Regions from separate parts of the Homo sapiens genome. Here region 2 is linked to region 1. A link is a contact called in ENCODE Hi-C data. All regions are on one chromosome and are shown on one strand. Each heading gives the region's core, a stretch centred on a gene start or an enhancer-like site at or near the end of the contact. The rest is flanking DNA. Distances are from core to core; before and after follow the strand shown.

Region 1 (5,018 bases), core at 691-3,190:
TAAAAAGATCTCAAAATAACAATCTAACATCACACGTAGAACTAGTAAAAACAAGAACTAATAAAAACCAAACTTAGCAGAAGAAAATAAATAACCAAAATGAGAGCAGAACTAAATGGAATTTAGACCAAAAATTCATACGAAGAATCAATGAAACCAAAAAGTTAGTTGTTTGGAAGGATAGACAAGATTGATAGAATGTTAATTATATTAACAAAGAAAGAGAGAAAATCCAAATAAGCACAATCAGAAAAGGCACAGGTCACATTACAACTGATCCTACAGAAATATAAAGGATACTCAGATACTATTATAAACATCTCTATGCAGAGAAGCTAGACAATCTAGAGGAAATTGATAAATTCCTGAAAACACACAACTTCTCAAGTTTGAATTAGGAAGAAATTTAAACAGACCAGTATTGAGTTCCAAAATTGAATCAGTAATTTAAAAAACATACCAACTAAAAAAAAAAAAAAAAAGAAAGAAAGAAGGAAAGAAAAAGGAAAAGAAAAAACCTTGGACCAGATGGATTTCCTCCAAATTCTACAAGATATACAAAGAGTTGGTACCAGCTCTACTGAAACTATTTCAAAAAATCGAGGAGGAGGTATTCCTCCCTATCATTCTACAAAGTCAGCATCATACTGATACCAAAAGGTGGCAAAGACACAATAACAACAAAAGAAACCTACAAGCAAATATTCTTGATGAACATAGATGCAAAAATCCTCTACAAAATACTTGTAAACCAAATCAAGCAGCACATCACAAAGTTAATTCAGCACAATCAAGTAGCCTTTAATCCTGGGATGAAAGGTTGGTTCAACATATAAAAATCAATGAATGTTATTCACCACATAAACAGGATTAAAAACTAAAACCATATGATCATTTCAATAGACACAGAAAAAGCTTCCAGTAAAATTCAACATCCTGTCATAATAAAGACCCTCAAGAAACTAGGCATCAGAAGAACATACCTCAAAATAATACAAGTCATGTATGACAAACTCATAGACAACATCATACAGAACAGGGAAGTTGTAAGTGAGACAGCCAGGTGGGAGGGGGCCCCTAGAGGAACTCTAACCAGCCTGCCCACTGGACTGGAACCTCAGAAAGTTTGCACCCTTTGCAATGCGGAGGAGCCCAGCCCCTCCTCTTCCTGTGCGGAACCTGAGATTCAAATAGCCAGGTGGGAAGTGCTCTAGCAGGGTACTCTGGCCGTGTGGAGGATCCGTGTCCTTTCCCCACCCGCCCCCCGGCCCTTTTCACCCAATAAAACCCTGCTTTACTCACCCTTTAAACTGTCTGTGAGCCTAAATTTTCATGGCTGTTGGACAGACAAGAGCCCCCACATTTTTACCTGAACTAAGGAAAAGTTATGCAACGTTTTTGCCGCAAATGAGGGGCTCCAGAAGTGGTGAGTGAAATGGGAACTCAAAACCTCTCACTGTGATTTCTAAGCCTTTTCAACCTCAGACGTCTGAACTTACAAGAAACTGCACCCCCACTCCTTGTCGCTTCTGGGGTTTGAACCCCCATCCCTCTCCACTCCTGGGGGTTGGGGGCCTTTTCATGGCCTTTTCCTTCCTTTCTCAGGAAGAACCAAGGAGCAACAGCTCTCAGCCCCTCCCACCTCCATGCTGGGGCTGGGACGCGGTGCCCAAGGGTCCCACACAGCCAGCAGGCTGGTTCCCAGCCATGCTGCAGCAGCTTTCCCCTTCCCCAGCCAAACGGTTTCAACTCCACGGGACAGTAATTAAACTTTTCTCCCCAGCGGAGGAACCACTTGCCTAAGAATAAGAGGTTCTTCCCCAGATATTTTTAAACTGTTTCTTTTCTTTCCCCTACTCTACCCCATCAACAAATTAACCTTTAAAGTTTTTTTGGTTTTGTTTAGCAACCCTGCCTTAGGGAATGGTTCTTTCTGGTTTGATATCTGCATGTGGCCCTATCTCTTAAAGGGCCCCATCCAGCGACTGACTTTTCTTCTGCTTGTCTGTGTGTGCTCTACGTATGATGTCTGTAAAAAGAGCTCCCTGGCCAGCATGGTGAAACCCCGTCTCTACTAAAAATACAAAAAATTAGCTGGGCATGGTGGCGTGCACCTGTAATCCCATCTACTCTGGAGGCTGAGGCAGGAGAATTGCTTGAACCCGGGAGGCAGAGGTTGCAGTGAGCTGAGATCACGCCACTGCACTTCAGCCTCAGCAACAGAGAAAGACTGTCTCAAAAAAAAAAAAAAAAGAAGAGCTCTAATTACTTTGGCGTAAAGAAAGACAAGTGCCTGGATCTAATAATTTTAAGAAATAAAAGCTATGGTACCTTCCAGTTCTGTGACTGTAATCTTTGAGAAATAAAAACAGCCCCAAGGACTATTGGTAAAATGCAGGCCGGATGCAAGGTTTGCTAAGTGTTTTGAGGTTACGAACTGCTTTTTGGGTTTTGAGAACTGTCTGTCTTGCCTGCTTCACAATTGGTAAGGCCTGGGGATATATGGAACTAACCATGCCCTTAACTAAGAAGGCAAACCTTGACTGTAGTTAGCACATAATTAAAGCTAATGTACCAAGTTTTACCTTAAAGTTAACAATTGCTAGGAGTTACCATTATAACATGTAATTGAGACTACTGAAAACAGATTTACATGCAAGGTGTATAAGAACAGTAAAATCGTGTGTGTGTGTGTGTGTGTGTGTGTGTGTGTGTATGTGTTTTGTAAAAGGTTATAAGAAGACATGGAAATGTAAACTTTGGCCTAGGGTTAAAGGATTATATTGAGTTAAATTAGGAAAAAGCTGAAGTTTCAAAGAAGTGGTGGAAAAATTTTGGAAATTAATCTTGCAGAAGAGGTTCTCAGTGTGAGCATATTGACTAAATTAAAAAAAGTATTACATGTTTTTTCTCAATATAAATTGAGCTTCAAAATAAAAGCATAACAAGGTTTTTCTAAGGTACTAATCTTCTCTTTGGCAAAATTTGTAAAGGGTTATCAAAGGCTTTTGCTTCTTTAAAATTTCTGAGTCATCATTTTGGCAAAATAAATAATTTATGGTAATCTGGATTTCTATTTCGTAATATCAAGTGTTTTAAATCTTGAACATTTAACAGCATTCCCCAAATCAAACTTCAGTTTCAAAATTGTCTTCCCTGGCACCTGGCTTTTCAAATACTTCGGAGAGCCACTGAAGTGTCCGGAAAAGAGAGGTAAGCAGGATTATTTCACAAGTTTAGGTACATGGGATTGCCAAAATTATGCTCAATCTTCTTTAGGTTATATTTTTGTGAATAATGCTAACATATGTCCCAAAATTGTATGGGATTTCTAAAATTTTAATGTATAAGTGTATGCTATCAATCATAATTAAGGTTGTTAAGTTATCGTAAACCACGGAGATAACCAAACTTTGTTGTCAATTGTGTTTTTGACTGTGACTACCCTGGACATTTTGCTATTCACAGATAATTATTGTCTTGTTTTAATCCTTTTCAAAAGATGGTTTATAATTGGCTATAAGATTTTAACAGGTGCTCTCAAATACAGACTTCCGATAACTTTGGATACTGTAACATTTTAATAAAGGAAAATGAGCAGGACTTGTGAAGAGCTGAAATGTTTACGAATATCAAGAAAAACAACAGTTAATTAAATAGACTGAACTCAGGAAGCTGAAGCAACCTTTTTGACTTTTGCTTGGAATATTGCTGATCCTTCTTTTTCAGAGTCAATGAAACTTTTGAACTATTTACAGCCTTTAATAATTAAGTAAGGTATACACTCCTGTAATCAAGATTTGGAGCATGTTTGTTTCTCTCTGCCTGGTTCCTCTAGAATTTGGAAACGATGAGTATTCTTATGGCAATATAGTTGTTTGCATTAGTGCAATAAGAATCCAGTTTTCGTTAGAATGGCGATCATTAAAAAGTCAGGAAACAACAGGTGCTGGAGAGGATGTGGAGAAATAGGAACACTTTTGCACTACTGGTGGGACTGTAAACTAGTTCAACCATTGTGGAAGTCAGTGTGGTGATTCCTCAGGGATCTAGAACTAGAAATACCATTTGACCCAGCCATCCCATTACTGGGTATATACCCAAAGGATTATAAATCATGCTGCTATAAAGACACATGCACATGTATGTTTATTGCAGCACTATTCACAATAGCAAAGACTTGGAACCAACCCAAATGTCCAACAATGATAGACTGGATTAAGAAAATATGGCACATATACACCATGGAATACTATGCGGCCATAAAAAATGATGATGAATTCATGTCCTCTATAGGGACATGGATGAAGCTGGAAACCATCATTCTCAGCAAACTATCACAAGGACAAAAAAACCAAACACCACATGTTCTCACTCATAGGTAGGAATTGAACAATGAGAACACATGGACACAGGAAGGGGAACATCACACACCGGGGCTTGTTGTGGGGTGGGTAGATGGGGGAGGGATAGCATTTGGAGATATACCTAATGTTAAATGACGAGTTACTGGGTTCAGCACACCAACATGGCACATGTATACATATGTAACTAACCTGCACGTTGTGCACATGTACCCTAAAACTTAAAGTATAATTGAAAAAGAAAAAAGAATCCAGTTTTCTTTTCCAACAGAACACAATTGGACAAAGTGGTTATTTTACCAAGGCTTTGACTGGAAGGGTATGCTTCCCTTTAAGGAGTCAATCCCGACTTGCAGAGCCAATAAAAGCCCAGTGGGAAAACTGGCCTCATACCCTTGCCTACACAGTCCCTATACAGGGTTCCTGACTGGTGGTCAGTAAAGAATGTCACTTTCTAACAGGTCCAAGAGCCCCAAGTTTATTTTGGGACTTTAAGATGAAAGGATTACCCAACTCACAGGTATTTGAGGATGCAAACCCATGGCTGGGCTCGGCTTTCAACGGTCTTATCTGAAATTCCTTGTGGAATAAACTGTCATCAAAGCCAATCCGAAAGGCCTATGTAGACATAATTATTCTTGTTGTACTTTCCAT
Region 2 (5,230 bases), core at 1-2,500, 1.9 Mb after region 1:
ACACATTTAAAAAGGCACAATTAGAAGAATACCGCAAAAATAAAAAGAAAAATTCAGTTTGATCTGAGGGGGAAAAGAAAAAGCTGTTTTCATGAAAAACAGATTTTGAAGTACTTTTGTCATCAGCTTCCTTTCAATTCTTCTGGTTAATTTCATGAAGGCTGTGCGACCTTTCAACTTCCAAATGTTTGCAGGAGGGAAGGGTGGTAACGTGTGAGTGGAAAAACAATTAATTTTCAAGGTATGGGATTTTATAGTAGAGACTTCCTTAGCAGGATGGACCGTGACAGGGTGTTAGTGATGGAGACCTTAGGAGGAGAGGGCAGAAGATATGGGTTTGAGGTCCTGATGTACTCTGCCTGCTGTGTGATCTTGGACAAGTTCCGACCCCTCTCAGGGGTTCAACATCTTCCTACCTACATGAAGTGATGGGATCAAACACCTCTGTGGCCCTCTCTAGTCTATATGTTTGCATTTCTAACTGTAGAGCATGATAAAAAAATAAATCAGAAGTCAGTGATCTTTAGGTTACTAGTCAGGATGAAACTCAAAAGATCTATTTTTAAAATTATGAGTATTGGGTGTGGTGAAAATATTCATATTTGGGGTCAGAGAGTTTTTCTAATAGAATCAATTCTAGAGCATTCAGACTTGCTCTCACCCCAAAGAGGAAGTGAATGAAAGCTCTTCTTTCTCCTCTGCTGCTTTCTTTGTCCATGGGAGTATGCAAATTTTTCTGGCAACACAGAAGACTGAACACAGGAAGCCTGAACCCCGTGAAGCCATAAGGCTTAGCATGGGTGTGGAGGGTGATCAACCCCTCATCTGTCATTCAGAACTCCATGCTGCAACACAGAGGGGAAAAAAAACCTTCTGCTCCCTGTTTCAACCTCAAGGGCAGAGAACACAGGCCGAGTTGCTGTTCTTGTCTCACAATCTGGAGGCCAGAAGTCTGAAATCAAGGTGTCGGCAGGATTGGCTCCTTCTGGGAGCTGCGAGGGAAGTATCTGTTCCAGGCCTCTCTCCTTGGCTTACAGATGGCTGTTGATATGGTTTGGCTGTGTCCTCACCCAAACCCCATCTTGAATTGTAGTTCCCATAATCTCCACGTGTCATGGAAGGGACCCGGGGGAGGTAATTGAATCATGGGGGCAGTTACCTTCACGCTGTTCTCGTGAAAGTGAGTGAGTTCTCAGGAGATCTGATAAGGGGACTTTCCTCATTTTACTCACTCAGTTCTCTTCCTGCCACCACTTGAAGAAGGACGTGTTTGCTTCCCCTTCTGCCGTGATTCTAAGTTTCCTGAGGCCTCCCCAGCCATGCTGAACTGTGAGTTAATTAAACCTCTTGCCTTTATAAATTACCCAGTCTTGGGTATGTCCTTATAGCAGCATGAGAATGGAAATACAGCCATCTTCTCCATGTGTCTCTTTACATTGTCTTCCCTCTGTAAGCGTTCGTTTCTGTTATAAGACACTAGTCTTATTGGATTAGAGACTGTAATGACCTCATTTAAATTTGATTACCTCAGTAAACACACTATCTCCAAATAAGGTCACATTCTGAAATATTCAGGGTTAGGACTCCAGTAATATCTTTTTGTGGGGAGACACACTTCAATCCATAACATACTATAAGAGAAGGGAGCGCTTACCACTGTCCATTACCTGGAACCAGTTCAGACAACCATCATCTTTCTACATGCGATGGAGAAAACAGTTCACCTGGGCATTTTTGCTATGACAGGAGGAAACGTCAATATCAAACCATTGGAGAAGGTAGCTGAGTCATTCATTTGTGGCAGCAACCATCTTTCCTTCCCGCACCCCCTGGCTAGGCTGCTCCATGTTGGGAGGTGGTGTGTTCAGTACAGCCACAGTGAGCTAAGTGAGGGCTTCAGCTGCAGGCTGGAGTGACCCAGGGAGGAACTGCCGCCTATCAAAAGGAAACACCTGCCACAGAAGGTTCACTGAAGCCTGAGAAAATAAACGTCAAGAGCTCTGGGCTGTGCCACCACCAGTCTCCACCACTATTCTGAGGCAGAATGCACCTATTGGCTCACAATGCTGTGAAAGAAAACAAGAAAGTCGTGATGGTGAGCGCTGCCCTGCAGAGATAATGAGCCACTAGAGTAGTTCTGAGGCAGGAGCCAGAGGAGCTGTGACACAGAGGCAGTCAGGGAGTGGGACTGGGGTCACAGGAGGGGCTGGACCCAGTGGTCTAGTGCCTCATCTCATTCCAGATATGTGACCTAAGATCTGCATGTGTGTGCCTGTGCATGTGTGTGCCTATGTGTATGTGGATATGTGGCAACATATATGTGCATGCATGTAAGTGAGTACACATGCATGTGCATGTGGTGGGGTGTGGGTGACTGGATAGAGGGAGCATGGGGAAAGGGAGGGAAAAGAGGGTTAAAACCGTGACAGGATAATAAGCATCTGAAATACTTAACTACAACAAAATGTTCTGAGGCTTTGTACAGCCTTATTTTCCAAACTGCAGGTTGTGGCTCAGCAGTCAGCTGGGAAATCAATTTACCCATGCAGAGATTCTTAACCTGGGTCTGTGGACACTGCCCTTTCCCCACAAGAGGCCCAAGGATAGAATTGTATTTCAATATCATTGATTTCCTTTGTAAGCCTAAGAGTTTTGCTTTATGCATTTAAAAACACTACAAGAAAGGATCCATAGGCTTCATCACATGGGGTAGAAATGGCACGTGCACACATGCATACACACACACACATACACACAAACAGATACACACACACACACAAACACATATACACACACACACAAGGTTAAAAATCTCTAGGTCAAAACCAGCATTTTAAAAAGTTATTAAGATAACTAGATTATAAAGAAATTAAAAAATTTGAGCTATGCATGTAATGAGGGTACTGTTTTGTGAAACTGGTTTTAGATATACAAATACTTGTGTATATAAAATATACATATGTATATGTGTGTACATATTTATGCACACACATTTATTTATTTGTTTATTTTGTGATGGAGTCTCGTTCTGTCACCCAGGCTGGAGTGCAGTGGCATGATCTCAGCTCACTGCAACCTGTCTCCCGGGTTCAAGCAATTCTCCTGCCTCAGCCTCCTAAGTAGCTGGAACTACAGGCATGCCACCATACCCAGCTAATTTTTGTATTTTTAGTAGAGACGGGGTTTCACCATGTTGGCCAGGATGGTCTCGATCTCCTGACCTTGTGATCTGCCCGCCTCAGCCTCCCAAAGTGCTGGGATTACAGGTGTGAGCCACCCTGCCTGGCCATTTATTTTTAACTGTAGGGCATAGGGCAAAAAATTGATAGCTAGTGTTCAATAGCCTACTGGACATTAGGGTAAAAGATTTTTTTAAAAAATTTTTAAAAATTATGAGTGAGGAATGTAGTGGGCCATTTGTGTTTCAGAGTGGAGGGCTCTGCTATTAGGCAGACATTTGACTTTTCACTCGGCACATCCACATTCCAGCCAGTCTCCCAGTGAATGGTGATAAGCTGGCCCTGATCATGCCTGTATGGCTACACCCCTCTCTGCCTTGTTGAGGCCTGAGTTAATTTGAAGTGTTGCAGAGACATGTGTTGATTCCTGTGGCTACAAGGCTCCCGGAAGTGTCAGAGGCAGAGGTATTGTTTCCTGGGAGGGGTGTCTTCCTGTGTACCGCTGGTGTACCACTGGTGTATGCCTGCCCAGAAGTTTGTTCTTTCACACCCACAGGGCCACCTGAAGAAACAGAGATAGGGTCTCCCACGGAATGGGGCAGCAAAAGAAGTAAAGCAAAAGTGAAGAAAAGAGAAATAGGGGGCAGCAAGTGTTCAGGAAAAGGGGGGTCAGATAGGAGAGAGAAGCAAAGAGAAAAATCAAAGTGTATAAAGCAAGTGGCGGGACTCGCTGAGCTGTAGGTGTAGTAAGAAGCTATCACACCAGCCTGTTAGCTCCCTGCAGGATTCACAGCATCAAGGATGGTGAAACCGAAAGAAAGAAAAGGTAGTTCAGCAGGAAAGATCAACAAAGACAAATCCTGGGACGAATCCAAGCTGCTATTAGAATCGAACCAAGCAAAGATATGACCACCTATGTTAGCGACCTGTTGCTTAGTTTATTTTAAATGAAACTCATATTTACTTGATTAATTTAGAAAATCTGAGATTCACTAGAGCAGGAACTTTGCCTTCCTCAGTTCCTAGACCAGTACCAGTTACATGGTGAAGGCTTAATAAATATTTATAAAGGAATGTTAATTAATCAGCTGGTAATTGATATGTAAAATTGCTTGAAATTATAAAATAATAGTGACAACTAAAAGTAATACAGTGCATAATAGTTTAGAAATCAACTTCATGATTATCTCATTTAATCCTCACACAGTCCCATCAGGTATCACCATGATCATCCTCACCTTAAGAATAAGACACTAGTTCGAAGCCACTCTATGATTTGTGCCTGGGATTTTAATCAATATTCTCTGATGCAAAAGCCAACCTAGCACTTTGCCTCTTTGGTCATGTTGTATGTGCCCACTCATGATAAGTGCTTGGTATATTTAAGTAGTCATATCCATAGTAGGTATAGGTATCAGTTTGGATTCTCCAGGAAGCAGAATTACGAGTGTATGAGGAGGAGGGGGTCACACCTGGGAAAGATAAAGGGAGACTGATCAAGGTGGGGCAATGTATTAGTCCATTTTCACACTGCTGTAAAAAAATACCTGAGCCTGGGCAATTTATAAAGGAAAGAGGTTTAACTGATTCACATTTCCACATTGCTGGGGGAGCCTCATACTTAGAATCATGGCGGCAGACAAAGAGAAACCAAGGACCTTCTTCACATAGTGGCAGGAGAGAGAAGAGCCAGTGAGTGAGGAAGTGCCACTCTTTTAAAATTATCAGATCTCATGAGAACTTCCTTACTACCATGAGAACAGCTTGAGGGAAACCTTCCCCATTATCCAATCACTTCCCACTAGGTTCCTACCTTAACACCTGGGGATTACAACTCAAGATGAGATTTGAGTAGGGGCACAAAGCTCAACCATATCAGACAGGGGTGCTGATGTGCCACTTATGAAAGGAGAGGCAGAAGGAAGCAGGATGGAGCTGGGAGTGTCTCAGTCCATGATGTAGATCTGACGAAGTCTTAGCCAATATAATGGAAGTCCCATAGCAAAGACTGCCTGCAAGAGAGTCCCACACTGGATAGAAATGGCCTGGCC

The links. Hi-C counts contacts between places; a loop is a spot of excess contacts on that map. Pooled maps may share reads with other maps.
Region 2: a map of OCI-LY7 shows a loop between it and region 1 (6-fold over the local background). The contact joins the promoter of LINC01215 here to the enhancer-like site in region 1. A Hi-C loop is called at or near these places in 1 of 168 maps with a recorded cell type or tissue (OCI-LY7), 1 of 37 single-sample maps with no recorded cell type and 2 of 50 pooled maps.

The regions. Positions count from the first base shown.
Region 1 is chr3:106,254,936-106,259,953 of GRCh38, forward strand. No RefSeq gene overlaps it. Among named protein-coding and RNA genes, the nearest start is that of CBLB, 390 kb to the left of the region's middle. RefSeq lists an enhancer at 1,765-2,124. Within about 2 kb of position 1,941, at least 4 of the 41 ENCODE cell types and tissues checked have a DNase peak (open chromatin) inside an H3K27ac peak, as active enhancers do; they include OCI-LY7, where a contact is called at or near this core.
Region 2 is chr3:108,123,814-108,129,043 of GRCh38, forward strand. LINC01215 (long intergenic non-protein coding RNA 1215) reads left to right here and starts at 1,251. Exons shown (of 2, transcript NR_110030.1): 1 at 1,251-1,329. RefSeq lists enhancers at 434-693, 488-988, 774-823, 894-1,033, 1,314-1,363 and 2 more.